Linked DNA regions of Homo sapiens: region 2 is linked to region 1. The links are chromatin loops, found by intact Hi-C in ENCODE. Cell type or tissue: breast epithelium. All regions are shown on one strand. Each heading gives the region's core, and the rest is flanking DNA. Links, peaks and the distances in the headings are about the cores only. Region 1 has its middle 70 kb from the start of ZNF644. Region 2 has its middle 54 kb from the start of SNORD3G.

What was found. Peaks named below come from ENCODE experiments on the same cell type or tissue, not always from the same donor. Only the 100,000 strongest peaks of a DNase experiment are listed, where the experiment ranks them.
Region 2: a loop joins it to region 1, with 7 times the contacts of the local background. A loop is called at or near these places in 1 of 110 quality-filtered maps.

What each region holds. Positions count from the first base shown.
Region 1 is chr1:91,084,270-91,099,671 of GRCh38, reverse strand. No RefSeq gene overlaps it. Among named protein-coding and RNA genes, the nearest start is that of ZNF644, 70 kb to the right of the region's middle. In breast epithelium, for the core only: no CTCF peak of the experiment used is centred there; a DNase peak (open chromatin) is centred at 7,691; H3K4me3 peaks cover 869 bases; H3K27ac peaks cover 1,759 bases.
Region 2 is chr1:90,595,871-90,611,272 of GRCh38, reverse strand. No RefSeq gene overlaps it. Among named protein-coding and RNA genes, the nearest start is that of SNORD3G, 54 kb to the left of the region's middle. In breast epithelium, for the core only: no CTCF peak of the experiment used is centred there; no DNase peak of the experiment used is centred there.

The DNA.
Region 1 (15,402 bases), core at 6,034-10,033:
AGCCATTCTTTTATTCCTTTATTTTCTTAATTAAACTTGCTTTCACTTTGCGCTGTGGACTCGCCCTGAATTCTTTTTTGTGCTAGATCCAAGAACCCTCTCTTGGGGTCTTTCTTGTGCTAGATCCAAGAACCCTCTCTTGGGATCTTTCTTGTGCTAGATCCAAGAACCCTCTCTTGGGGTCTGGATTGGGACCCCTTTCCTGTAACAAATTGATCATTTAACTCGCTCTTTTTTTTTTCCTTGCTCTGTCGCCCAGGCTGGAGTGCAGTGGCACAATTTTGGCTCACTTCAACCTCCGCCTCCTGGGTTCAAGCAATTCTCCTGCCTCACCTCCTGAGTAGCTGGGATTACAGGCACGCGCCACCATGCCTGGCTAATTTTTCTATTTTTAGTAGAGACGGGGTTTCTCCATGTTGGTCAGGCTGGTCTTGAACTCCTGACCTCCTGATCCACCCGCCTCTGCCTCCCAAAGTGCTGGGATTACAGGCGTGAGCCACTGCACTGGCCCAGTGTTTCTCAAGGAATGGCCTGCAGGCTACATATATCAAAATCGCCTGATGCACACTCTCTCCCCTAACCCCACTCTCACCTATGGAATCAGACAAGAGTGGGAGCCCAGAAATCTGCATTTCATAAGGCTACAGTTCAGTCCCACAGACATCCAAGTTTGAGAACCACAGCCACACTCCCCAGCCTCCCAGAAGCATTCAATCAAAAGACAGACAAGGAAGGGAACAGTGTGACCTTCAATACTGAATGCTTCTTTGGCATCACTGTGGACAACAAAAGCCAAGTCCCTTTCCCCTTACTATTTGCTGAATAACCTGCACAGCTCTTCTTTAGCAGGTCTGAGTGGGACAAGGTTGTTTCTGTTGATTGACAGGGATTTTAGCATGAATATTTAATGGGCAGGGCAGCTGGTACACTTGGCTAATGTAATATTTCAAGCTCTGCTTTCACACTGTGGGGATTTGCCCTCCCTTAATGCATGTCTACATCCTGTCCCAGTCCTTCCAACAGCATTTCCCACACAGATAATGCCAGTTCAGGGGGCCTCTATTTTCCCAGTCCTCAGAGTAAGCTAGCACTTACTCTTATTTTGAGATAAGGTCCTTCATGCTGATAGAAAGCTACTGGGCATTCTCTTGATTTTTACCATTTCCTGTCCGGGCCCTCCAAGCCATCTCGGTTACAACCCATTGATAGAATCCACTTGGCTGATGTCATTTAGATGAGTCACTCACGCCTTTACCATTCTCTCTCTGTATCATCTCTATATCTTTCTCTATCTCTATCTCTGTCTCTGTCTCTCTTCTCCTTCCAGCCTCTGATATTTCCCAGCTTGCAAAATATTTGGTTCCAGTATTGTACTTATGATTTATCTGAGCCAATTAGGGGGACAAAGAACACTGTCATCGAGAAGAACAGTCTTACTTGCTGTGTTTCTGAAAATTCTTGGAGAGTAATTTCATGCAACTAACATTATACTTAATAATGAAGAACTAAATGCTTTCCCCTTAAGTCGGGAACAAGGCAAGGATGTTTACTCTTACCCTTCTATAAGGTAAATAAATAAATAAATGCTTTCTGATTGGACAGGAATATGTAAAACTGTCTTTATTCACTAATAACACAATATTGTATGTAGAAAATCCCAAGGAATCCACAAAAAACTAATGGAATTAATGAACAGGTTGTGAGGTTATAAGATACAAGAACAATACACACAAAAAAATTATACTTCTATATATTAACAGCAAGCAATCCAAAAATAAAATTAGGAAAACAATTTCATTTATAGTAGCACCAAAAATATATGTAGCAATAAATTTAATAAAAAGTAGAAAATGTACACTAAAAACTACAAAACATAAATGAGACACATTAAAGAAGATCTAAATAAGTGAAAAGACATTCCATGTTCATATTCAAAGACTCAATATGTCGAGATGGCAATCTTTCCCAAATTGATTTATAAATTTAATGCATCCCTATCAAAATCATAGCAGCTTTTTTTTTGTTAATTCACAAATGAATTTTAAAATTTATATGAAAATGTAAAAGACCTAGAAAAGTCAAAATAATTTTTTAAAAAGAGAACAGAGGTGGGGGATTTATACTGCTAAATATTAAAATTTACTGTAAGGCCACAGTAGTCAAGACAGTGTAGTATTAACGCAAGGACAGGCATATAGATCAATGAAACAGAATTGACAGTCCAGAAATAAACCTTACATTTATGGGGAATTGATTTTTAACAAAGGTGTCAAAACAATTCAATGAGGAAATTGTAGCCTTTCCAACAATGGTGCTGGGACAATTATTAATAGATACCCATATACAGAAAAGTGAACTTCCGTCATAAAATACACAAAGATTATCTCATAGACTTAAATGTAGGATCATAGACTTAAATGTAGGATCATAGACTTAAATGTAACAGCTAAAATGATAAACCTCCTAGAAGAAAATATAGCAGAGGCCAGGTGTGGTGGCTCATGTCTGTAATCCCAGCACTTTGGGAGGATGAGGCGGGCAGATCACCTGAGGTCAGGAGTTCCAGACCAGCCTGACCAACATGGAGAAACCTCCTCTCTACTAAAAATACAAAATTAGCCAGGTGTGGTGGCACATGCCTGTAATCCCAGCTACTTGGGAGGCTGAGGCAGGAGAATCGCTTGAACCCAGGAGGGAGGGGTTGTGGTGAGCCAGGATGGGGCTATTGCACTCGAGCCTGGGCAACAAGAACAAAACTCCATCTCAAAAAAAAAAAAAAAAAAAAGGAGGGCCGGGCGTGGTGGCTCACGCCTGTAATCCCAGCACTTTGGGTGGCCGAGGCAGGCGGATCACTAGGTCAGCAGATCGAGACCATCCTGGCTAACACGGTGAAACCCTGTCTCTACTAAAAATACAAAAAAAAATTACCCAGGCATGGTGGTGGGCACCTGCAGTCCCAGCTGCTCGGGAGGCTGAGGCGGGAGAATGGCATGTACCTGGGAGGCGGAACTTGCAGTGAGCTGAGATCGCACCACTGCACTCTAGCCTGGGTGACAGAGCGAGACTCTGCCTCAAAAAAAAAAAAAAAAAAAAAAGAAAATATAGCAGAAAATATTTGTGACTTCGTATTAGGCAAAGGTTTCTTAGATTTATCAAAAGTAAACCTATTTTTTGAAAACATGATGAATTGCATTTTATCAAAATTTAAAACATTGGTACTTCCAAAAATACCACTAATCGGTTAAGGCACTTGTATCTAGAATATAAAAGAATTCTTATAACTTAACAATTAAAAAATAATGAATTAGAAAATAGGCAAATGATTCAAATGAACTTTTTCCCAAAGATATACAACTGGTGAATATGCACACAAAAATGTACTCAACATCATTTAGTTATTAGGGAAATGTGAATGAAAATCACGATAAGATACCAATTCACATCTACTAGGCTGATTCTCTTACACTGCTGGTGGGAATGTAAAAGATGTAGACACTTTAGAAAACAGTTTGGCAGTTTTTCTTTCTTTCTTTTTTTTTTTTTTTTTTTTTTTTTGAGACGAAGTCTCACTCTGTTGCCCAGGCTGGAGTGCAGTGGTGTGATCTTGGCTCACTGCAACCTCCGCCTCCTGGGTTCAAGCGATTCTCCTGCCTCGGCCTCCCGAGTAGCTGGGACTACATGAGCAAACCACCATGTCCGACTAATTTTTTATTTTTATTTTTTTTGAGGCGGAGTCTAGCTCTGTTGCTCAGGCTGGAGTGCAGTGGCGCGATCTCGGCTCACTGCAAGCTCCGCCTCCCGGGTTCACGTCATTCTCCTGCCTCAGCCCCCCGAGTAGCTGGGACTACAGGCGCCCGCCACCACACCCGGCTAATTTTTTTGTATTTTTAGTAGAGACGGGGTTTCACCGTGTTAGCCAGGATGGTCTCCATCTCCTGACTTCGTGATCTTCGTGATCTGCCCGCCTCGGCCTCCCAAAGCGCTGGGATTACAGGCGTAAGCCACTGTGCCTGGCCATGCCTATGTATTTCATGCTTTCTGGAACAGAGAATTTATATTACTATTCAGCACAAAACAAAAAGAAAGGAAGAAAGAAAAGAAAGAAAGAGAGAGAAAGAAGAAAGAAAAGAAAGAAAGAGAGAGAGAGAAAGAAAGAAGAGAGAGAGAAAGAAGAAAAAGAAGAAAAGAAAGAAAGAAAAGAAAAAGAAAGCAAGAAAGCGAGCAAGCAGGAAAGAAAGAACAAATAAATGATATATTGTTAGAAGACAACTCTCCGGCTGGGCGCGGTGGCTCACACCTGTAACCCCAGCACTTTGGGAGGCTGAGGTGGGCAGATCACCTGAGGTCGGGAGTTCGAGACCAGCCTGACCAACATGGAGAAACCCTGTCTCTACTAAAAATACAAAATTAGCCAGGCGTGGAGGCGCATGCCTGTAATCCCAGCTACTTGGGAGGCTGAGGCAGGAGAATCGCTTGAACCTGGGAGGTGGAGGTTGCGGTGAGCTGAGATCGCGCCATTGCACTCCAGCCTGGGCAACAAGAGCGAAAACTCCGTCTCAAAAAAAAAAAAAAAAAAAAAAAAAAAATTCTCCATGGTCTGAGGCACTGATTGCCTGTTCCAGACCATCCTTTCAAGGATGATTGTATAGCAAACAGCTTCAGCTTTGGAAGATTGAGATAATACCTCTCTCTAAAGCAGAGAGATGGCTTGTGTGATATCCAGTTTAATGAAGACAATGTCCCTCTCCAAGACAAAGGTTGAGTAGGTTTGCTTGAAGGCTCTTATAAAAAATTAGAGCTAGGCATGGTGGCTTATGTCTGTAATTTCAGCACTTTGGGAGGCCAAGGTGGGCACATCACTTGAGCCCAGGAGGTGGAGACCAGCCTGGGCAATATAGTGGGACCTTCTCTCTCCGAAAAAACAAACAAAACCAAAATTATCTGAGTACGTGCCTGTAGTTGCAGCTACTTGGGAGGCTGAGGTAGGAGGATTGCTTAAGCTTAGGAGGTTAAGGCTGCAGTGAGCTGTGATCATGGCACTGCACTCCAGCCTTGGTGACAGTGCAAGACCCTGTCATAAATAAATAAATAAATATAAATAAAGGTTTCCTTAGCCTGTGGTCCCTTCGCTTTGACACGTTTATGTCCACTGCCTGTGCAGCATCCATCTAGGCCCCCTGTACCACTCCCTGGGACCTGAGGGGCATGGAGAAACAGCACAAACACAAAGCTGCCTGCTGAGCCATGAGTAATGAAGTCCTTTGCCCATGATGCAGGAGTCTCATGGTTTCTGTCAGTAGACATGAAACTGTGGCAGGCTACCTGATTAGCCTGCAAGTAGGGTAAAATCTCAGACCTTCCATAGTTCTTGATATATAAGCGAAACATGAATGAGCCTCAAAAATATTATGATAAGTGAAAGAAGCCAGAAGCAAAAGACTACCTATTGTATTATTCTAGTTACATGAAATATCCAGAAAAGGTAAATTTATAGAGAAAGAAAGCAGATGAGTGATTCCCTTGGGCTGAGAGTGGGAGCAGAGACTGATTGCAAATGGACATGAAGAAGCTTTTTGGAGTGATAGAAATTTTCAAAAACTGGCTTGTTGTGATGTTTACACAAATCTCTAGACTTAATAAAAATATCATTCAACTGTACCCTTACAATGGTGAATTTTTATGGTATGTAAACTACACCTCAATAAAGCTGTTTAAAAAACACAGTAAAACACTACTTCATACTCACCAGAATAGCTAAAATGGAAAAGATGCAATAACATGGGTTGGCAAGGGATGGAGAGCAACAAGAATATTCATGCATTGCTGGTGTGAATATGAAATGGGGCAACCCCTCCAGAAAACCATTTGGCAGTTTCTTGAAAAGGTAACATACATCAACCCTATGAGCCAGCAATTCAGCTTCCTAGGTATTTACACACAAGAAGAGAAATGAAAACATCTGTCTGTCCATGAAAGGGCTGTACTTCAATGTTTGTGACAGCTTCATTTATAATTACTCTAATTTGCAAATTACCCAAATGTTCTTCAACAGGTAAAGTGATAACCAAATTGTGATATATTCATACAATGAAATACTCTTGGCCAAAAAAAAGTTACTGATATATGAAGTAACATAGATGAATCTCACAGCTATTATGCTGAGCAAAAGAAACCAGATACAAAGGAGTACATAACATGAGTATTTATATAAAGTTCTAGAGCAGGTAAAATTGATCTAGAGTAATAGAAATCAAATTAATGGTTATTAGGCATGATAAGGGAAGGAAGGGCCACATGGGAATTTTCTGGGGACTGGCAAACACACACACACACACACACACACACACACACACACATATATTTCTTGTCAGAGACAGCGTCTCACTATGTTGCCCAGGCTGGAGTGCAGTGACTATTCACCAGCACAATCATACAAACACACTGTGGCCTTGAACTGCTGGTCTCAAGGGATTCTTCTGCCTCAGCCTTCCAAGTACATGGGACTACAGGCGGATGCCACCATGCCCAGCTAATTGTGTATCTTGATTTTCAGGTGGTGGGTACACAATACATACCTTTGCCAAAAGGCATCAACCTGTTTCATCAATCTGCTTACCCTGTGTAAATGTTATTGTACATAAATTACCTTATTTGAGTTCAAATTAAATAAGTTTATTATCTTCTCTCCAAATCACCACTATCATGGACGATAACACCCTCCACGTTAACCAGGTCAAAAACTTCAAAGGTTTGGCTGATTTTTTTCCTTCTTTATCTTTCAAATCCCATTAGCTATAGGTCCAGTGGATTTTCCCTTTGAAATCTATGCATTCATTCCTACCTTGGCCCCAGTACTGAAGTCTATTGTTTCCATTAGTCTTGCACAGGCAAAAGCAGAGGCAGAGTAGAGAAAAACAGAGAGAGGAGGAAGGGGTGGGGGAGGGAAACTGACAACCGTGAATTCCTTGTTTGTTATTTTTTTTGTGGGGGGCGGGATTTAAGCTTAACCTTTGTGTTTTGTTTCTATTATTGGCAACGAATGCTGAGGCAGAGTGATGTGGTGATTAGAAGCTTGACTGGAGCTAGAATGACTAAGTTTCGATGAATCTTGGCTCTATTAACTGTGTGGCTTTGAGCAATTTACTTATCCCTTTGAGCCTCAGTTTCCCCCCCATTACTGCACTACCACTACAAATGAAATGACCACACACTGTAAACTCTTTTCCACTCCTTGAGCATTTTTTTTTTGCCATTACATAATTAAATATTTAAAAAGCAAACAACGAAAAGCACATGTTAGATGCTGTGATAGAGATGGTGACCAAGTGCTGTGGGAGAGCTGAAGAGGAGCATTACTCCATCAGCCAGACTTCAAAGGCTGAGGGCTAATCCTCAAGACGGCTCTCACCAACTCCATGTTCAGGAGTTTCCCAAACTACCCTCAGATGCTAGGATTCTATAAAGACACAGAACTTACAGAAAGCTATTATTCTCCCAGTGACGGTTTAATTACAGGGAAAGGATACAGATAAAAATCAGCCAAAGGAAGAGGCACACAGAGCAGAATCTGAGAGGTTTTCAATTGTGAAGCGTCCATCGTCCCATCCCCCCGAAGTCAGGAAGTGTTACCCTCTCAGCATTGATGTGAGACAATGTGCATGGAATATTGCCAACCAGGAAGCTCACTTGAGCTTCAGTGTCCAGAGTTTTGTGGTTTCATTTATTTATTTACTTATTTAAGGTGGAGTCTCACTCTGTCACCCAGGCGGGAGTGCAGTGGCACGATGTTGGCTTACTGCAACCCCTGCCTCCCGGGTTCAAGCAATTCTCCTGTCTCAGCCTCCCAAGTAGCTGGGACTACAGGCGTGATCCACCTCCCCCGGCTAAGTTTTTGGATTTTTAGTAGAGATGGGGTTTCGCCATGTTGACTAGGCTAGTCTCGAACTCCTGACCTCAGGTGATCCACCCGCCTTGGCCTCCCAAAGTGCTGGGATTATAGGTGTGAGCCATCTTGCCTGACCTGTGGGGTTTTAAATTTTTTTAAAAAAATTTTATCTCTTAGACAGGGTCTTGGTATGTTGCTCAGGCTGGTCTTGAACGCCTTGGCTCAAGTGATCGCCCTGCCTCAGCCTCCTGAGTAGCGGGGACTTTAGGCACGTGTCACTGCACCCATCTCAGTGTCCAGAATTTTTATTGGGGATTCATTACATGAGCAGGATTAATTTATTGATTGACTGATTGATTGCCATGCGGTTGAATTCAGACTTCAGTTTTTATGATACCGCAAGACCCAAAGCCCTGACCCTAGGTCACATCATTGGCCTTTCTGGTATGGCTCATTCCCACCCTAAGACTGTTAGGTGTGATAAACCCCACGCTGAAATCTGGTGTGGCCATCCGCCATCCTAAACAGAGACTCTCCTGTCAGGTATGACAGAGTACCTCCTAGAGGTCTAGAGTAAAAGCCAGATATATTCTTTGGTGAGGCCAAATTCTTTACTACAAAGAATTTGGGAGCCAAGCTTTATGGTTAGGGTTGAGATAAGTTGAAGTCTAATTGAAGTCAGCAGAAGAATCTGACAAAAGCCATGATGGATTGATTTGTTACTGATATTTTTATGTAAAAAAAGAATCAGGGCTGGGAGCATTGGCTCATTCCTGTAATCCTGTAACCGCCCAAGAAGTTCACCTTGCCTGCTGCGTAGACAGGGCCACTTCATCAAGACAGGGGAATTGCAATAGAGAAAGAGTAATTCATGCAGAGCCAGCTGTGCGGGAGACCAGAGTTTTATTATTACTCAAATCAGTCTCTCCAAGCATTCAGGGAGCAGAGTTTTTAAGGATAACTTGGTGGGTGGGGGGAAGCCAGTGAGCCAGGAGTGCTGACTGGTCAGAGATGAAATCACAGGGAGTCAGAGCTGTCTTCTTGTGCTCAGTCAGTTCCTGGGTGGGGGCCACAAGATCAGCTGAGCCAGTTTATTGATCTGGGTGGTGCCAGCTGATCCATCAAGTGCAGGGTCTGCAAAATATCTCAAGCACTGATCTTAGGAGCGGTTTAAAGGGGGTCAGAATCTTGCATCCTCCAACTGCATGATTCCTAAACCATAATTTCTAATCTTGTGGCTATTATTAGTCCTACAAAGGCAATCTAGTCCCCAGGCAAGAAGGAGGTCTGCTTTGGGAAAGGGCTATTACCATCTTTGTTTAAACTATAAACTATAAACTAAGTTTCTCCCAAAGTTAGTTCAGCCTAGGCCCAGGAACGAACAAGGACAGCTTGGAGGTTAGAAGCAAGATGGAGTAGGTTAAGTTAGATCTCTTTCACTGTCTCTGTCATAATTTTGCAAAGGCGGTTTCAATCCCTCCCTTTGGGTTTTATAACACCTTAACCTTGAGGTGTAGGGTATGAAGATGGGAAAAGACCATTGATCGCTCTGGCTTCTTCTTGCTGATAGGGAACGTAGTGGGAATGGGAGTGAACCCCAAGGTGAGAAGAGTGGAACTGCTTTGCAATTGTCTCAGCAACTCATGCAGGCCTGGCTGGGCTTTCAAGGCTTGCATGGCAAAAACATTAGTACTTTCATCTATAGTTTTAGTACAGTGTTTAAGTGAATAGCCTACTATAAGGTAAATAATGAGTCCTAGGATAAGGAGTACAATTCCCAATTGTTTTTTTTTTTTTTTGAGACTGAGTCTCACTCTGTCGCCCAGCCTGGAGTGCAGTGGTGCAATCTTGGCTCACTGCAAGCTCTGCCTCCTGGGTTCATGCCATTCTCCTGCCTCAGCCTCCGGAGTAGCTGGGACTACAGGCACATGCCATCACACCTGGCTAATTTTTTTGTATCTTTAGTAGAGACCGAGTCTCACCATGTCAGCCAGGATGGTCTTGATCCCCTGACCTTGTGATCCACCTGCCTCAGCTTCCCAAAGTGCTGGGATTAGAGGTGTGAGCCACTGCGCCCAGCTTTTTTTTTTTTTTTTTGAGACCGAGTCTCGCTCTGTCGCCCAAGCTGGAGTGCAGTGGCGTGATCTTGGCTCACTGCAACCTCTGCCTCCTGGGTTCAAGTGATTCTCCTGTCTCGCCCTCCCAAGTAGCTGGGACTACAGGCATGTGCCACCACACCTGGCTGATTTTTTTTATTTTTAGTAGAGACGGGGTTTCACCATGTTAGCCAGGATGGTCTCGATCTCCTGACCTCGTGATCCGCCCACCTTGGCCTCCCAAAGTGCTGAGATTACATGCTTGAGCCACCGTGCCCGACTACAATTCCCAATATTAAAAGCAAAGATTTGAAAGCATTAGTTTGAGGACTTCTAACCCACAAAGAATTTAGAATTTAGTCTAAACTGCAGAAAAAAACCTCAAGAACAGCTATAGTTTTTCTGTGAAAGCATAATTTTTCTCTCTCCAGTCCTCATTTTTATTAAAAACAAATCATGACAGAACTTATTTGTTTACAAAATAAACTTTAGTCTTACTATACGTGGCCTGATTATTTGCATGAAATGCAGCAAGAATAATTATTTTTCACTTAGGCTTTTAAAATTGGCTTTGATAGAGCGTTGTTCTGTGAAGAATCTCAGATAAGACTTTTTTTTTTTTTTTGAGACAGAGTCTCACTCTGCCACCCAGGCTGCAGTGCAATGGCGTGATCTTGGCTCACTGCAGCCTCTGCCTCCCAGGTTCCAGCAATTCTCCTGCCTCAGCCTCCTGGTAGCTGCGATTACAGGTGCATGCCACCACGCCCAGATGATTTTTGTATTTTTAGTAGAGATGGGGTTTCACCATCTTGGCCAGGCTGGTCTTGAACTCCTGACCTCAGTTGATCTGCCTGCCTCAGCATCCCAAAGTGTGGGATTACAGGCGTGAACCACCATGCCCAGCCTAAATAAGGCTTTTAAAAAGCCCAGCCCAGCCATGGGTTTGTACCCTCAAATACCCCTGAGTTGGACAAATTCCTCTCCTCTTGAGGTCCCAAGATAACCTGGGGTTCCTGGGCCTGTTAGAAAGTGACATTCTTTACTTACCACAGGTCAGGAACCTTGTACAGGCACTCTGTGTGGATAAGGTATGAGGCCAGATTCCCCAACAGGCTTTAATTGGCTATACAAGTCAACTTTGATTCTTTAAAGGAAGCATGCCATTCCAGTCAAAGCCTTAGCAAAATAACCAATTTCTCCAATTGTGTCCTGTTACAAAAGAAAATGGATTCTTTTTGCACTTGTGCAATTAGCTATACTGCCATAAATTAAGAATATTCATAAACAGTTTCCAAATTCTGGAGCAATCAGGTAGAGAGGAACAAATATGCTCCAAATTTTGTTCACAGGAGTATATTTTACTCACTTGTTAAAAGTTGCAAATAGCCCTGTAATCCCAGCACTTTGGGAGGCCGAGGGGGGCAGATCATGAGGTCAGGAGATCGACACCATCCTGGCTAACACGGTAACACCCTGTCTCTACTAAAATTACAAAAAAAAAAAGAGCCGGGTGTGGTGGTGGGCGCCTGTAGTCCCAGCTACTCCGGAGGCTGAGGCAGGAGAATCACTCCGACCCAGGAGGCGGAGCTTGCAGTGAGCCGAGATCGCACCACTGCACTCCAGCCTGGGTGACAGAGCGAGACTCGATCTCAAAGAAAAAAAAAAAAGTTGAAAGTAGCTCTAAAGAAATAAATTCTCTTGACTCTGAAAACAAAAGGTTTCGCAATATTTAATACATTAGCTCTCCATGAGAATCCTAGAAGTTTGGACTAGCACAGTTTTTAAAGTTTTATCTGAGACCTGCACTTAGAGTCCTATATCTGAGTATAAACTGCCTTTTGAAAAGGACCAAAGCAAGCCAAAATGTCTGTGGATGACAAAAGTCTATAGTCACTATTAAAGCTACAGTTGATTAGCAATTTTGGTTACTTCTGTGGCATACAAAAATTTTACATAACAATTATAGTTACTAATAATGTACATAAATTATAGCAACATTATAGAAGTTTCTTATAATTTTAGAACACATACTAATAACATATTTATACAAATACAGTCCAAAATAGACCAAACACCATTCACTCTTGTATTTGAAAGTTTTTCCTCTATTCTAATGTCACAATCTCCAGTGTTATTAATCAGAATCCTGCATTAAGAGCACCTGTCAAATTTTATAGCTGATTATAAAACCATCTTTTAAACAGGAACAAAACAAGACAATTGTCTGTGGATGACAAAAACATTTTAGGGCAGCCACAATTAAAGACACGATTGACAAGGAAATTTGTTACATCTGCAGCACATAGCCTGTTAACATAATAATTATAATTATTACTGATAACATATATTAAGTAATATTAGAATTATAAGAGTTTTACATAATTTTGGAACATATACCAATAACACATTTACACAAAAATAGACGAAAGAAAGCCAAACATCATTTCATATCTGACAATGCTTCCTGTATGATTTTTGTACCAAATAAGCCAAATGTCACTTTTGGACTTTAGAGGACCTAATATCTAAAATATTAGATAAGAAAGAGACATAATTTATAATTTGATTTTGGAAAGTTTGTCAAATATCAAAGCTTTAAAACACTGGATATCACAAAATAGAATCCCAGGTCACCATAAGTCATTCATTTGGGCAAAATGATAACTCCAAAAATTTTTTTAAAAAAGAAAAACCTTTACTCTGATAGAGGAAACTTAGCTTTCCAAACAAGACCCAATGAAGATAGGATGAGGCCAACTGATTCTGTCTCTTCCCTCTCTCCTCCTTTTTTTTCCTGCCATTTACCCAAAGGAGAAAACAAAACCCTTTCATTATCTTTTAACATTACATAAAAATCATCTTCAAAAGAGAAAACCAAACCTCATGTTTACATTAGTGCATCTTTAATATTAAAGCTAGTTTTTTAAATAAAATTTTATAGCTCTATCCAGTTTTAATTAATTTGACCATAAGGTAAGATTTTCATCAACTTTTTAGAACCCTTTACAATTTTACATCAAACAGTAGATCAATTTTCTAAGAAAACTGTGTTATTTGGACACATGGGCCCAAATTCTGGCCCTACATCATATGATTTTAATGTTTTAACCTAAGGAAAAAAGCTAAATAATTTCTTTTAAATCTTAGCCAACTTGTTTATATCCACATAATTTTTATAAGATCAACCCTCTACAAACCCTTTTCACTTTGCTTAAACCTTCAGTTTTGTTCCTTTACTCTTTTAGGTTAAGACAATCTTTAAAACCCTCTGAACTAGACAAAATTACCTTCTCATTAAAAGCCATATTCCTGTGCCTTTTTATAATCTTTTACCAAAAACACACTCAATAAATGGCAAAGTTACACAAATAACAGATGGAAAAATTCCAGAAGCCAACAATTGAACCCAGGCCACCACTGTCAAAAGATAAAGGCTTAGCTACTGAGCTATACAGCACTGAGCAGTTTCTATTGCTTTTCCCAGAAGAAGCCTAGAGAAGCCAATTTCAAGCTTGCAGGGCTTTTAACTGCTCAAGAAAAATTTTTAGGACTATGACATGAACCCCAAAATTCTTGTCCTTTGGACGGTGGAAACCAAAAGAAAGTATCCCCACATGGTCACACAGTTAAGCTCTTAAGGACACAAAAAAAGACAGAGAAATTTCATACAGCATTGGTTTCAGGGACCCATAGCAAAGTTTGCAACTGACCAGTCTGCCAAGCTGGCTTGAAAAGCAGGCTTACAGTGGTCCTAAACCCACGTTCTATCCTGTGATACCCCTCTCTCAATCACAGAACACAGACAAATTCTTAGCTCAAAGTACACCAGATTTGCTACAGCCTAAGACTAGTCTCACAAATCCTTTTTTCTATTAATTAAACCCGTGCAGAGGAGACCAATAGTTTACTGTTTTACCCACACAGAGAAAGAGAGAGAGAGACCAGAAACTTGGCTGGTAAGAATTTCTTACCCTTTTAACTAGCATACCAGGTTTCTGGGTTCCCTTTCTCTGCAGCTTCCTGAAGAATGGAGCGGCTTCTGATGACCCTGCTCGCTTGTGCTATAGCTGTGGGGTTCAAGTCACTTTACAAGTGAAAATCACCCTTTACTGTTTTATGGAACCATAGGTAAGATTCTTAATGTGCAAGATGCTGCCCAATAGGCTGCATGGGGAACTGAATTAACATTTTCCATCCCAGCAAAATACACACAACAAAACAAGCATTAGTCACCTCATTCAGCATCCAATATCAACCTGGCAAAGCTCAAACTTTTTCCCGTTGGTCCCTGTTGCCTTTGATCCACTCCAGGTGGGGATGGACGACTTCTGAACAGTAATTCACAATGCGGTCTCTGGGCAAGGGGAAGAGCAGATAGTCACCCCAAGAGATAGGCTTCTTGAGCCTTCTTTAGGGTTCATCTAATGTGACCAGACAAATAAGAAGGGTTCTCTGAGTTAGGCCTGCTGGACTTCCATCAACAACCCCTCTGAGATCCCTTCCACATATACAAACACACACAAAGATGAGATGGACAGAAGGCCTTCCAAATCAGACCCCTAACCAAGAACTCCAAGAGTATCCTTTCCAAACTATCCTCCTATTTTCTGTCTGAGAAACCTCCTGGAAATTTTCCTGATTGAGGAGAAGTCTCCCAAACCAAGACCCTTCCTACCAGTTAGAAAGAGCCAATCAAGACCTCCAGGAGCCAGATATCCCACAGTGAGGCTACAGACACAGACACCCTATGGTAGAGATACAGACACCCTTCAATGGGGCCACAGACACCCCACCATAGGGATACATAACCAGTTAGGAGAAGGAAGGAGGTGTTGGCAGCGCTTAGGATACTCACCAATCCAGACACCCCACAGTGGGGCTACAGACAGACACCCTGTCATAGGGCTATAGTTAAAAGACGTCTCCCCAGGACTATTTCTCCATTGCAATTAAATCCATGCACATTGGGTCAGCAGTGCCCTGCTAGAGAGAGAGTACCAGAGTCAGCCCCCAGTCCAAGACAACTAGGCAGCCACTTGGGCTGGCTTCCAGATCCATCGCTGAGGGAGGAGGGGAGACTGAACGCTGGGGAGGTAGCCACAAGGGCAAACCAAATTTATAGCCACCCAAGGGGTTCATCTTGCCTGCTGCATAGACAGAGCCACTTCATCAAGACAGGGGAATTGCAATAGAGAAAGAGTAATTCATGCAGAGCCAGCTGTGCGGGAGACCAGAGTTTTATTATTACTCAAATCAGTCTCTCCAAGCATTCAGGGAGCAGAGTTTTTAAGGATAACTTGGTGGGTGGGGGGAAGCCAGTGAGCCAGGAGTGCTGATTGGTCAGAGATGAAATCACAAGGAGTCAGAGCTGTCTTCTTGTGCTCAGTAAGTTCCTGGGTGGGGGCCACAAGATCAACTGAG
Region 2 (15,402 bases), core at 4,564-8,563, 490 kb after region 1:
CTGTCTTGGCCTCTCAAAATGCTGGGATTATAATTGTGAACCACCAGGCCTGGCCAATAAAATTTTATTTATAAGAAATAGGCTACAGGCCATGGTTTCCAAGCCCTGTTCCACTCTACTGCTTTACTTTGCCAGTTCTTTTTTCTCTTTCCCATTTCCTAGCACTTCCTGTCTCTTCCACGTGGGCTGGTCTTCTTGCTATCATAAACATATGACATATAATTTTTTTCTCTGTCTTTGCTTCTATAACAACAGAACTTAGAAAGCTCTTCTTTCACCTGTTCTCACACTCTCGTTATTACCCCTGCTGTCTGACTGTTTTCTAGTCCGAACCACACCAAGTACATGATATAACTATGTGAAATAAATACAAGGTATTACTTTATAATTGCTTCATATATTGTCTTATCATCTCTAAGGTAAGCACTTTTCCTGTATTCCTAACTTGTGCTAATACAATATAATTAGATACTACAAAATAAACACAACTTAATTTATTTTTTTAACCTATATTCTGCTCTCCTAACTTGAGCTAGGAACTTGGCAGACTACTTTGCTTATTTCAGAAAGATACTTTGGAAAATAGTGATTAAAAATTATAAGCAAATGGTACCCAGTGAAATCTAACTCAACAAGTCTGTCTAGGATGTCATTTCTTGTATTTTTATTATAGAAATAGAAATTCTCTTACAGTTTTCTACACATTCATCTAAAGAATTATCTGCTTTGGAGCTAATCCCTTCCAATATCCCAATCCCGCTATCTTTGGCAAATAATTTTGCCAATGCTCCAAGCCTAGGGTAAAAAAAAAAAACTTTTTAGCTAGGGGCTGAAGGATGAAGACACTTCTATAATATGAATGCTTTGGAATGTAATGCAACTTTGGACACTGTCAATTGGTTCAGCTTTCCCAGTTTTCTCACCCATTTCTTTCAAAAAGTCATTAACACATATTAACAAATATTAGATATTTAGGGACTCAGGGATAAGGATGAAATTCAAAAAGGAAGCTATGCTCAGATGCTGAGCCATTTCTGACACTTTTGGCATTCTTTCTTGCTTGGACTTCTACTAGTAAATTTTTTTGTTTAGCCACCTCATTTTGGATGTTTGCATACAATCCAGTAAAGTGGCATAGTGACCACAAAATTGTATGAATCATTTTCAGACAGTTTATGAAACTTTATTCACAAGATTTCCATCTTGGGAATGTTCTACCACCTCTGTTTAATTTCCCCAAATCTTTCTTTTCCTTCAGACTAGGTCAAGTTTTCTTCACTATAAAATTTTCATGACTATTTTATCTCCCAGCATCTTCATCCTTTTCTAAATTTGAAGGCAAATGAATGCTCATACCATGCATTTTTCTATCCTAGAAGTTTGACACTTACTATTTATTTTCTTGTTACATCACATGGGTTACAGAGTTGTTTTGTTATTAAACTTTACATGTTAACATCTCTTGTATCTGCAATGAGACTGTAAGCTCTCTAAGGGCAAATAACTAATTTTATATTTCTTTTAGTTTTCTTCATTATGCGTACACTTATTTATTTACTTATTTTTTTAGAGACAAGGTCTCACTTTGTTGCCCAGGCTGGAGTACAGTGGTGTGATCATAGCTCATTGCAGCCTGGAACTCCTGGGTCAAGTGAATCTCCCGCTTCAGCCTCCCGAGTAGCTAGGACTATAGGCACGTACCACCATGCCTGGATAATTTTAAATTTTTTGTAGAGACGAGATCTATCCAGGCTGGTCTCGAACTCCTAGCCTCAATTGATTCTTCTGCCTCAGCTTCTGAAAGCACTGGGATTACAGGCATGCACCACCGTGCCCAGCCTTGTATACTTTTTTGATTGATTGAATGAATGAGTGGCTGAAGAATCTAGGAGCATAAAATATATAAATGCCTATATGTTATGGATGAAGAGGTTAGTGCATAGTATGTCAAAAAGGCTCAGATAAAGATGTCAAAGTAGGAAAGCACAAAAAGATTTTTTTAGGTCTGCAGTATTATCTTCTTTAATTGGCCAATTTAAGTTGGACAATTGAGGTCATTAATGTTATATATTAGTGTTAAATGACCATCCTGCTCATATGACATTTATTCATGTAACTTGCAAGGGTATACAGTCAAATGAGGACCATTAATTCCCACATCTGGAGAAATGCATGTTTTTTGGTCAGTTGGGGAGATGGTGTTAAGGACCTTCTTGAATTATTTTTCTTCTTTCAAAAATGAGGGGAAATTCCCATATTCCAGAGGCAAATTGTATAATAATCTTATTTTTACATTTCAGTTTTTTATAGAAACAAATTCTGAAACCAATGTCCTATAATTTTGGCAATAAGTTCTTGCAAATAAAGGAGACTAAAACATTTGCAAATCACTCAAGTCCCTATTTGGATATAGTAAACTTGGGCGATTTCAAGGGAATTGTAGTTTTTTTTTTTTTTTTAAATAAATAAGCCTTTTTTTTTCTTTTAAAGAGAGGGGTAATTAAAATATATAGCTTAGATGGAAACTTGGCCTGTGATTCATTAAAATGTTTCGTGAATATTGCCAATCTTCCCCACTTCGTTAGACTTTTCCCCTGCTTCTACTCTCTGTGTCTGGCTCAGTCTTGTCCTGGCCTCTAAATGTGTTTATTCTATACAGTTTGTGTGTTTGTTCATTTATTAATTCAATAAATATTTATTAAGTATCTGCTTATCTTAAGCACTTATAGTCACAGATGTTCATACCATTAAGCATGCCATCCAAGATAAACTTGAAAAGTTTTTGGGACTTGATACATTGCAGAAACATCAAACTTATTTAAGTTCAATGTACACTTGAAGAATCTGCATTATTTTTTCAATAATGCCTGCCTTTTTAAAAATCCAACACAAGCCTTTTCGAACTCCTTGGCATTGAAGTACATGAAGTGTGGGTCTTGTGTTTCTTTGCATTTAAAATTCCTTCTATACGACAAGCACTCAGTATCTATTTGTTGAAAACAGTAGATGGCCAACTTACAATGTGTATATCTTTAATAGGAAAAGTGCTAGAGAGGGTACTAGAGAAATGCATTTGAGAAAGATAAGGCTTTAGGCAGTATTAAGACTCATTAGTAACTGTAAGTTTATTATATTGAAATGAACCAAATACCAATGATCTTAATAGGAGACATTTGTTTTATGGGCTAAAGCATACATTTCTAAAAGAGTGCTTAGGGACATTAATAGATATTTCGTGTGAAAGAATGTTCTGTGGTTACTTATGCTTGAGAAATACTAGTTTCAACAGAGGAAATCAGTGTCTTTGTTGCAGGGCTTCTCAGAGCCTTTAGAATGCACCGTGAACAAGTAGCACAGCTCAAATGTGTATGATCATGGAATCCCGCTAATATAGAACATTTCTCAGGACTGGTGTCTCTGCAAAACATACATGAGAACGTGCTATCTTAGAGCAATTATATTCCAATTATTAAGTACTAGGATTCTGCACAGGTGCTTGGGGTGAGGTGGCAAGAATAATAGGCAAACAGACTCCCACCATATCTGTAGCCAGAGAAAATGTAGTTTTATCAATTTATATATTTGAATTCTATATGACATTTTATATGGACTCCTAAAAAATTTTTGCAAATCACTGCTCCAGAGCTGGGGGAAAATTACTCTAAAGTAGCTGTAACATCAGCTGTACAATAATAGATTTCATAAAAGCATACTTGACATGGTTTGGCTGTGTCCCCACCCAAAATCTCATCTTAAATTGTAAAAATTCCCGCATGTCAAGGGCGAGACCAGGTGGAGATAATTGAATCATGGGGGCGGTTTCCCTCATGCTGTTCTCGTGATAGTGAGTTCTCACGTGATCTGATGGTTTTATAAGGGGCTTCCCCGTTTGCTCAGCACTCATTCTCTCCGCTGCTGCCCCGTGAAGACGTGCCTTCCGCCATGATTGTAAGTTTCTTAAGGCCTCTCCAGCCATGCGGAACTGTAAGTCAATGAATCCTCTTTCTTTTATAAATTACCCGGTTGCGAGAATTTCTTCATAGCAGCGTGAGAGCAGACTAATACAGTGCTCTAGCAGCACTACTTAGAATGTGGCAGGCATATTAAAGCAAGCTTCCACACATGCCATGCCCACATACGTGCATACAGACTCCCACCATACATACAGACATCACGGAGGTGTGGCCTTGATGTGCTGAACTTACAACTTAGTTTTCTTTCTCAAGTCCCTTTCTTTCAACTCTCCATATTGTGCCTTTTAGGCTGATTCTCCTACCGTCGTTTCTTTAATATTAAATTATTATGAAATCCATGGGCTATACAGAACATATAAAGGCTAATGACAAATAGTTTTTCCTTTAGTTGATTAATAAAATTTTATTTTTAGAGCAGTTTTGGGTTCACAGAAAAATTAAATGTAAAGTGCAGAGAGTTCCTATATACCTCCAACCTCACAGAGGTGTAAACTCCCCTGCCATCAATATCGTTTGATACTTTTGCTGATTGATGTGAGTAGTTTTTATTAAGAAATAATTCAGGTATATAAAAGGTATAAAGATAAAAATGTATAAAGAATAATATAATTAACCCCTGTCCAGCTACCACTCGTTTGAAGCCTTTTGTGTATTCTTAATCCTAAATGCCCACCAGTACCCGTTTCCTGAATTGGGAGTTTGTCATTCCTACACATATTCTTACCTACCTAAATACCATAAATTCCTTTACAAATTACCCAGTCTCGGGTATTTCTTCATAGCAGCACGGGAAGGACTAATACAGTGCTCTAGCAGCACTACTTAGAATGTGTTTGTCTTTTACGTTTTGTCTACCTAAACAATATGGTACTGTTTGGCATGTTCTTATCACAAAAGTGGCATCATCTTTAGGTACTCCAGAGAAACTTTCGTTTTTTGTTCAATATTGTGTTTGTGAAATATTTTCATGTTTATTCAATACCTCCAGTTCATTTATTTTCTCTGCTATTATTCTCTTATTTGATTATACCGTAACTTTTAAATTCTACTATTGATGAGCATTTACTTTTTTTTTACTTTTTGCAATAACAAATGAAGCTGCTATCAACATTTTAAAGTTTTCCCTATGCACATGTGCAAGAATTTCCTTACATGTGCCTCAGAGTGGTCACATGTTCAACTTCATAACATTGCTTGTATCAATTGTATTCCCAACAACAGTTTACAGGATTTCTCTTGGCTCTACATCCTTGTCAACACTCAGAATGGTAAGGTTTGGCCAATAGAACAGGTGGAAAATAGAATTTTAATATGATTTTAATTTGAATTTTATTGTTTATTAGTAATGTTGGGTACCTTTTTATATGTTTTTTTGCCCTTTGGTTTCTTATTCTTTGAAATGCCTCTTTTTTGCTCATCGGAAAATCTTCACTTAAAAAAAAATCCTTTGCTAAAACCAAAAAACATAAAAACAAAAATCAAACAACTTTAGGTTTATTCTAGAATCTTACAGGGTTATTTTGTGGTCTACTATGAGAAAATTCATTCCATCTTAATCATACCCAGACTGGTTGGAGTGGTCTTGGCCTATAGCCCTATGTGAGATTTTGAGTAATCTTTCACCTCTCAGAAGGCTGGGTTGATGCGATGGCCAGACCAAAATTTCACTGTGACCTCAGGACAAGGCACAGGGGACTGGCACATGCCCTGTCTGTTAGAAATCAAGACCAGGTGGGAGACTTCAATCTCCAGGAGAAAACTGGAGATTTAATAAGACTCTCTACACTTTCTACCTAACACTTTTTGTCTGAAAACCTCAAGGCATTCAGGAAACATTAATTAATTAAGCTTTACAACAGCTCTGTGAAATAGGTAAGGATATACAGGAACATATCTCTAGGGAAACAACATGGCAGCTGTTTAGCAACATGCAGGAATACTAAGTGGCAGACAGTAAGGCACTGCAGACATATGCAATTAAAAAATGATAACAGCACTTGGAGGTAGGATTCTTTCTTGGAATTTGGCCCGAATTCTGGCACTGACAGTTCTAATAATAGGAGGAGCCTGGTCCAAGCAGTGAGTCCTGCTGAAAGCCCAGGTGGGCCTGGGCCATTTGAATCTAAATGCAGTGTTTCTTTAAGTAAGATGATTTTTGTTTATTTTTTTAATTCTTAATTCTTTTATGATATAAGCTATTTCTCCTCATGCCTCAAACCCTATTTGTCTTTTAAGGAATGAACAGATCTAAAGTAGAAAAATAAGGAAAATATGAACCCTTCTGAATGAAAATGTCTATTTTTTTTGTAATAAAAAATTTCTCCTGAGTTTTCTTTTTTGTGCCAAGACAATCTGGTGGTAAAGGGAAGCCAGTTAGAAACAAAAATCACAACAATACCAGTATTTAGGACTTAGGAGGAAAAATTTTAAATGTTTTAAAGTATAAAATGTAAATCAATCAGATCTATTTAGTAAAGAATAAAAGTTAGGAAGATCATATAATTATCTTTATTTCTATCTAGAAATTTTATACTTTAAGACCCTGAGTTACTCTTTACATCCAAAAGAACCAAAGTCATGAGATTAAATTAAAAAAGGGTTTGGTAGATCCAGAGAATTATTAGCTGTCAGTGTTAGGGAGAATAGCATTAACATTTTATGGGGTATTTCTACTTTATGCCTATCACCTCATATACTATAATCTCATTTCACCTTAATATATATAGGTATGAAGTATATATTTATATATGTAATATATTTATACAAGTAATATATTAATCCCATAAAAAGGTATAAAATAAAAAATAACGTATCTTCACTCCATCATCTCTCTTCCCTTTGTATATATATCCAGAAAAAAGGTTTTATGCATATACCTGTATGTTTAGAAATACAATGGATATGTGCATATATGTATATACTTTTTATTATATATGTATAACTTTAATTAACACAAATAGAGTCATATGATCCACACCACTGCCTATGTAGCTTTTAAAACATAAATACATATGGGAGCTGTTTCCTCAAAAGCACATACAGACCAAGCTCATTACTGTATTTGACTGTGTGGCATTCCGTAGTATGAGCGTACCAGAGTATATTACCTGGTTCCTATTGGTGGACATTTAGATTGTTTCTTGTTTTTATAATTATAAGTAGTTATAAGAATGTATTAATATCTGTGTCTTGGCAGATATTTTTGACTATACATCTCCATAGAAAACTTTCTAACATGAAATGACTGGGTTAAAGTATATTGGTATTTAGAAATTTGATAGACATAGCTGACTTGCTATCAAAAAATATTATGTAAATGTACACTTTTCCATCAATAATAGAAGTTGAAAACAAAATTTTAGTTTCTTTTTCCACACACTATCGCCAATATTGGTTATTTTGGCAAAATGATATTTCATTTTTTTATGTTTCTTTAAATTTTAGAAGTTGAGCATATTTTCATGTTTACAGGACCTTTTTATTAGTTTTCCTAAAAGCTTCCTGTTCACAGCCTTTGACTATTTTCTATTGCACCATATTTTAAAAATGGATTTATATTAGGTCTTTTAAAATTAAGAAATTGGCTTTTTGCATCCACATTGCACATAGTTTTCTAAGTATTTTGTCTTTTGACTTTATGCATTTTTATGTACAAAATGTTATATTTCTGTGTAGACAATTTATCATTCTTTTAAAATTGCATCTAGGTTTTATGTCCTGTTTACAAAAGCCCTTCCAATTCCAAGATTGTAAATAAATTTGCCTGGGCCTTATTCTAGTGTTTTTATAGGTTTATTTTGAAAAACTTTGATTCATCTGGAATTAAAACTTTTTCGTGGCATAAGAAGCAATATAATGATCCATCCTCTTTCCAGCCCTTCACCCTTTCTTCTTCCCTCTCTCTCTCCCTTTGTCATTGGCTAGCTACATGTCCTAATTCTGGTTACTGCATACTCCATTCTTACCCCTGCTTTGAAATGCCTCTTTTATCATGTTAGTATCTCCAGCTCACATATGAGAAGCTACACTAACAAAGATAGTGGCAGAGCCAGAATTTGATTCCTTGTTAATTTAAAGCTAAGGTCTGACCTTTTCTCACTTCAGTGTTTTGGATTGATACTGAGGAGAGGCATGTTTATCATCTTTTCAAATTTGCTTTTTTTTTTTTTTTTTTTTTTTAGTTTTTGTGGGTACATAGTAGGTGTATATATTTATGGGGTACATGAGACGTCTTGATACAGGCATGTGGTCTGAAATAGCACATTATGGGGAATGAGGTATCTATCCCTTCAAGCATTTACACTTTAAGTTACAAACAATTCAATTACACTCTTTAAGTTATTTTAAAATGTGTCATCTTAATTTAGATTTGGATTTTATTTATTACTTTGAAACTCAGATCCTCAATTCATGCCATACTCTCCTCGTTGGTCCAGGCATGACTTTTAAGTTAATTATTTATTTTTAATATAAATAAACAGCCATATGCCCACCACTCAACCTGGAAATGAACATTGATGAATATGGTTTTTTTCCTTTCTAGTTCCTTGTCTTTCCTACTTGAGTTTCCCTATTCTAAATCTTGTATTGATTTATCTCTTTTTTTAAATATGGGAAATACGTTACTTCTGGTATGTTATTATAAGAAAAATAATGCTATCCTTCCTAAAAATAATGTAATTTAGTGTTAGTTATTTTTAACTTTATAAAAGAGGCAAGAAGTTGTATGTAACATTTTGGGACTTAGTTTTTAGCTTTTTTTTTTTTTAACTCAATGTCATATTTCTAAAATTCATCCATATTCTTATTACAGTTAAATTGTTACTGATAATTTGGAAAACCGTCAGCATTATCTTATACAGTTGAGTCTACACATTCTTTACAACTGATAAATTTCACTCTCATTTATATATCCCACAGAGACTCTTGCAATGCCTACCAGAGATAAGTACAAGAATGTTAATAGCAGCATGTTTGTAATAGCAAAACTCTAGAAATAATCCAAATCCCCATCAATAGGAGAAAAGATAAATAAATAATGGGATATTCACATCAAATAACATTTTGTACTATTAAAAATTTTAATGTAATTAGGCTCATTTAAATATTTATCATAACAAATTCAACATAATGGAGACAACCAATGTTTCACTAATTTATGATGCCAGCTTTGCCCATCTTTATGTAGACTTAGAAGAAAACTCCTATTATTTTGATACACATATTTAAAATTAAAATTAAAATGTTCCATTAGTTCAAATGATTAGAAAGGTTGTAGTTCTATACTGATCTTTTTGTTTGTTTTTGTTTTTATTATACTTTAAGTTCTGGGATACACATGCAGAACATAGAGGTTTGTTACATAGGTATACATATGCGATGGTGGTTTGCTGAACCCATCAACCCATCATCTACATTAGGTATTTCTCCTAATGCTATCCCTCCCCTAGCCCCACCACCCCCTGACAGGCCCCGGTGTGTGATGGTCCCCTCCCTGTGCCCATATATTCTCATTGTTCAGCTCCCACTTTTGAGTGAGAACATGCAGTGTTTGGTTTTCTGTTCCTGTGTTATTTTGCTGAGAATGATGGTTTCCAGCTTCATCCATGTCCCTGCAAAGGACATAAACTCATTCTTTTTTTATGGCTGCATAAAGAAAGTGTATATGTGCCACATTTTCTTTATCCAGTCTAAACTGATGGGCATTTGAGTTGGTTCCAAGTCTTTGCTATTGTGAATAGTGCTGCAATAAACATATGTGTGCATGTGTCTTTATAATAGAATTATTTTTAATCATTTGGGTATATACCCAGTAATGGGATTGCTGGGTCAAATGGTATTTCTGGTTTTAGATCCTTGAGGAATTGCCACGCTGTCTTCCATAATGGTTGAACTAATTTACACGCCCACCAGCAGTGTAAAAACGTTATTTCTCCACATCCTCTCCAGCATCTGTTGTTTCCTGACTTTTTAATGATTGCCATTCTAACTGGCGTGAGATGGTATCTCATTGTGGTTTTGATTTGCATTTTTCTGATAACCGGTTATAATGAGCTTTTTTCATATGATTGTTGGCTGCATAAATGTCTTATTTTGAAAAGTGTCTGTTTATATCCTTCACCCACTTTTTGATGGGTTTTTTTTTCTTGTAAATTTGTTTAAGTTCCTTGTAGATTCTGGATATTAGTCCTTTGTCAGATAGATAGATTGCAAAACTTTTCTCCCATTCTGTAGGTTGCCTGTTCACTCTGATGATAGTTTCTTTTGCTGTGCAGAAGCTCTTTCGTTTAATTAGATCCCATTTGTCTATTTTGGCTTTTGTTGCCATTGTTTTTGGTGTTTTCGTCATGAAGTCTTTGCCCATGCCTATGTCCTGAATGGTATTGCCTAGGTTTTCTTCTAGGGTTTTTATGGTTTTAGGTCTTATGTTTAAATTTTTAATTCATCTTGAGGGAATTTTTGTATAAGGTGTAAGGAAGGGGTCCAGTTTCAGTTTTCTCCATACGTGTAGCCAGTTTTCCCAAATCATTTATTAAATAGGGAATCCTTTCCCAATTGCTTGTTTTGGTCAGGTTTGTCAAAGATCAGATGGTTGTAGATGTGTGGTGTTATTTCTGAGGCCTCTGTTCTGTTCCATTGGTCTATATATCTATTCTGGTACCAGTACCATGCTGTTTTGGTTACTGTAGCCTTGTAGTATAGTTTGAAGTCAGGTAGTATGATGCCTCCAGCTTTGTTCTTTTTGCTTGGGATTGTCTTGGCAATGTGGGCTCTTTTTTGGTTCCATATGAACTTTAAAGTAGTTTTTTCCAATTCTGTGAAGAAAGTCATTGGTAGCTTGATGGGAATAGCATTGAATCTATAAATTACTTTGGGCAGTACGGCCATTTTCATGATATTGATTTTTCCTATCCATGAGCAAGGAATGTTTTTCCATTTATTCGTGCCCTCTCTTATTTCCTTGAGCCGTGGTTTGTAGTTCTCCTTGAAGAGGTCCTTCACATCCCTTGTAAATTGTATTCCTAGGTATTTTATTCTCTTTGTAGCAATTGTGAATTGGAGTTTGCCCATGATTTGGCTCTCTGTTCGTCTATTATTGGCATATAGGAATGCTTGTGATTTTTACACATTGATTTTGTATCCTGAGACTTTGTGGAAGCTGCTTATCAGCTTAAGAAGTTTTTGGGCTCAGGTGATGGGATTTTCTAAATATACAATCATGTCCTCTGCAAACAGAGATAATTTGACTTCCTCTTTTCCTATTTGAATACCTTTTCTTTCTTTCTCTTGTCTGATTGCCTTGGCCAGAACTTCCAATACTATGTTGAATAGGAGTGGTAAGAGTGGGCCTCCTTGTCTTGTGCTGGTTTTTAAAGGGAATGCTTCCAGCTTTTGCCAATTCAGTATGATATTGGCTGTGGGTTTGTCATAAATAGATCTTATTATTTTGAGATATGTTCCATCAATACCTAGTTTATTGAGTGTTCTTAGCATGAAGGCATGTTAAATTTTATTGAATGCCTTTTCTGCATCTATTGAGATAATCATATGGTATTTGTCATTGGTTCTGTTTATGTGATGGTTGACGTTTATTAATTTGCGTATGTTGAACCAGCCTTGCATCCCAAGGGTGAAGCCGACTTAATCGTGGTGGATAAGCTTTTATTGTGCTGCTGGATTCTGTTTGCCAGTATTTTACTGAGGATTTTCACATCAATGTTCATCAGGGATATTGGCCTGAAATTTTCTTTTTGTGTTGTGTCTCTGCCAGGTTTTGGTATCAGATGATGCTGGCCTCATAAAATGAGTTAGTGAGGAGTCCCTCTTTTCTATTGTTTGGAATACTTTCAGAAGGAATGGTACCAGCTCCTCTTTGTACCTCTGGTAGAATTTGGCTGTGAATCCATCTGGTCCTGGGCTTTTTTTTGGTTGGTAGGCTATTAATTATTGCCTCAGTTTCAGAACTTATTATTGGTCTATTCAGGGATTCGACTTCTTCCTGGTTTCATCTTGGGAGGGTGTATGAGTCCAGGAATATATCAATTTCTTCTAGATTTTCTAGTTTATTTGCATAGAGGTGTTTATAGTATTCTCTGATGGTAGTTTGTATTTCTGTGGGATCGGTGGTGATCTCCCCTTTATCATTTTTTATTGTGTCTGTTTTTTTCTTCCCTCCTTTCTTCTTTATTAGCCTGGCTAGCAGTCTATCTATTTTGTTAATCTTTTCAAAAAACCAGCTCCTGGATTCATTGATTGTTTTGAAGGGTTTTTCATGTCTCTATCCCCTTCAGTTCTGCTCTGATCTTAGTTATTTCCTGTCTTCTGCTAGCTTTTGAATTTGTTTGCTCTTGGTTGTCTAATTCTTTTAATTGTGATGTTAAGGTGTTGATTTTAGATATTTCCCACTTTCTCTTCTGGGCATTTAGTGCTATAAATTTCCCTGTACACACTGCTTTAGCTGTGTCCCAGAGATTCTGGTACGTTGTGTCTTTGTTCTCATTGATTTCAAAGAACTTATTTATTTCTTCCTTATTTCGGTTATTTACCCAGTGGTCACTCAGGAGCAGATTGTTCAGTTTCCATGTAGTTGTGTGGTTTTGAGTGAGTTTCTTAATCCTGAGTTCTAATTTGATTCCACTGTGGTCTGAGAGACTGTTTATGATTTCCATACCTTTGCATTTGCTGAGGAGTGTTTACTTCCAATTATGTGGTGGATTTTAGAATAAGTGCTATGTGGTGCTGAGAACAATGTATCTTCTGTTGATTGGGGGTGGAGAGTTCTGTCTATTAGGTCCGCTTGGTCCAGAGGTGAGTTCAAGTCCTGAATATCTTTGTAAATTTTCTGTCTTGTTGATCTAATATTAACTGTAGGGTGTTATAGAGTCTCCTACTATTATTGTGTGGGAGTCTAAGTCTCTTTGTAGGTCTCTAAGTACTTGCTTTATGAATCTGGGTGCTCCTGCATTGGGTGCATATATATTTAAGATAGTTAGCTCTTGTTGTTGCATTGATCCTTTTACCATTATGTAATGCCCTTCTTTGTCTCTTTTGATCTTTGTTGGTTTAAAGTCTGTTTTATCAGAGAGTAGGATTGCAATCCCTGCTTTTTTTTGCTTTCCATTTGCTTGGTAAGTCTTCCACCATGGCCTTATTTTGAGCCTGTGTTACACTGATCTTTTAAAGAGTTCAAACATGTACACATTTACCTGAACAAAATTTTGTAAGTAGTTTATAATAAATAAATATGCTTTTATAATGGTATAATAGTAATTTGTACAAGTGAATGTAAATGACAAGTGAATGTGCAATGCTATTATGTATTGATTACAGAAAAATTCAGTTTTTAAAATATTTATAATTGGGAATATTGTTAAATACTATTAAGCCTTGAATCAAAACTTTCTGATATTATAAGGGAAACCGGTATAAACACTTTACTATTTGCAATTTCTTATTATAGCAGGCAAAGATTTTGTACACACTGTGGAAAAAAAACCCACATTTAGAAATAAATGGAAAGTTAGTTTAATTTGATTATAGCTGCAATCTATACTGATGTTCTGATCATCTCCTATTCACTCTGTCAGCAAGGAAGGATTCCCCAACCTAAATAATATAAGATGACCAGAAACATGATGCCTGACACTGGACAGAAGAAACTGACAGCAGTTTATTAGTCACCTAGACTCAGAGTCCTGGGAAGGAGGGTACAGCATGCTAGAGGGGGCCATACCACAGGGGTCACACTTGGAAGCCAACTAAGCAGTAGGGGCTCTGAGAGGCAAGCTTTGTGGAAACAAGAGAATGAGGTGACTCCTGGCTCCTGTGAGAATGCGATTGACTTGTGCAAATAATTTTGCCGTTGGTAGGGAGGTGAAACTCATTAGGTTGAAACTAAGTGGAGTGCAGCTGGCCCAGCTGATAGAGGAACTAGCCAGTGGGAAGCCTTTTCCACAGGGTGAGGAACATATCTGGTAAGAGCAGGGTAACTTAAGAGTTTAGGGCCCTATGACCTTAAAGATGCCAAGGCAGACATGAAATTTAGGCCATACACTACAATCTGCCAGTTTCAGATTTTTAGCTTATTAAAGCATCTTCATTACATCTATTGATCATTTTATAGTGAGAAAATGTTGTAAATTTAAGGTTTTTCAGCACTCTTCTGTGAAAAGTAATGCTTTTAGTTGTTAAATCCTAGATTTCCAAGTAACATATTGGTTTAAAAAAAGTTTTATTTTATAAAATGTTTCTCCATTGTCTTGGCTTGCATTGGTTTGAATAAGAAGTCTGCTGTCATTCTTATGATTATTCATGTAACTTGTCTTTTTCTGATTATTTTAAAGATTTTATTGCTAGTTTTAAACAGTTTTTTTTTTTTTTTGAGACAGAATCTCGCCCTGTTGCCCAGGCTAGAGTGCAGTGGCGCGATCTCGGCTCACTGCAACCTCCGCCTCCTGGGTTCATGCCATTCTCCTGCCTCAGCCTCCTGAGTCGCTGGGACTACAGGCACCTGCCACCATGCCTGGCTAATTTTTTTTGTGTTTTTAGTAGAGACGGGGTTTCACTGTGTTAGCTAGGATGGTCTCGATCTCCTGACCTCATGATCCACCTGCCTCAGCCTTCCAGAGTGCTGGGATTACAGGCATGAGCCACTGTGCCCAGCCAAACAGTTTGATTTTAATGTAACTTGGTATAGCCTTATTCATGTTTCTTGGAGTGCATTGAGCCTCTTCAATCTTTGGGCTTATAGTTTTCATTAATTTAGAAAATGTTCAGCCATTATTTCTTCAAATATTTTCTTGTGTTCCTATCTCTCACTCCCATTAGGCAATCCAGTTACACATAAATTAGGTCACTTGAAGTTGTCTCTTTTTTTCTCTTTGTATTTTATTTTGGATAATTTCTCTTGTATATTTTCAAGTTCACTAACTTTTTCTTCTGCAATGTCTAATCTGCTTTTATTCAATCCAATATATTTTTCATCTCAGAGACTGTAGTTTGTATTTTTAAAAGTTTGATATGGATTTTTTTAACTTCAAAATCTCAAATTAACATGCTCAATATTTCTACTAGCCTCCTGACCACATAAAATACAGTTTATAATAAGTTTTAATAGCTTTGTCTACTAATTCTGTCTTTGTGTCACTTTTTGGCTGGTTTTGGTTAATTGCTTCTGCTCATTATGGGTCACATTTTTCTTCCTCTTTGAATACATAATAATTTTTTATTTGATGCCAGACTTTGTGATTTTTCCTTTTTGTGTGCTGTTTTTGTCTTCCTGTAGTATATAATGTGTCTTGCTTTTGATCTTTGTTAGTTATGATCAGAGCAGCATTTCTTTAGAAACATGTTTTTCGTACTGCTGAGGCAAAAGCCTTGTGAACACAGTAGCTGATGTTCAGTGAGTTGTTTGGTTTTTCACTTTGGC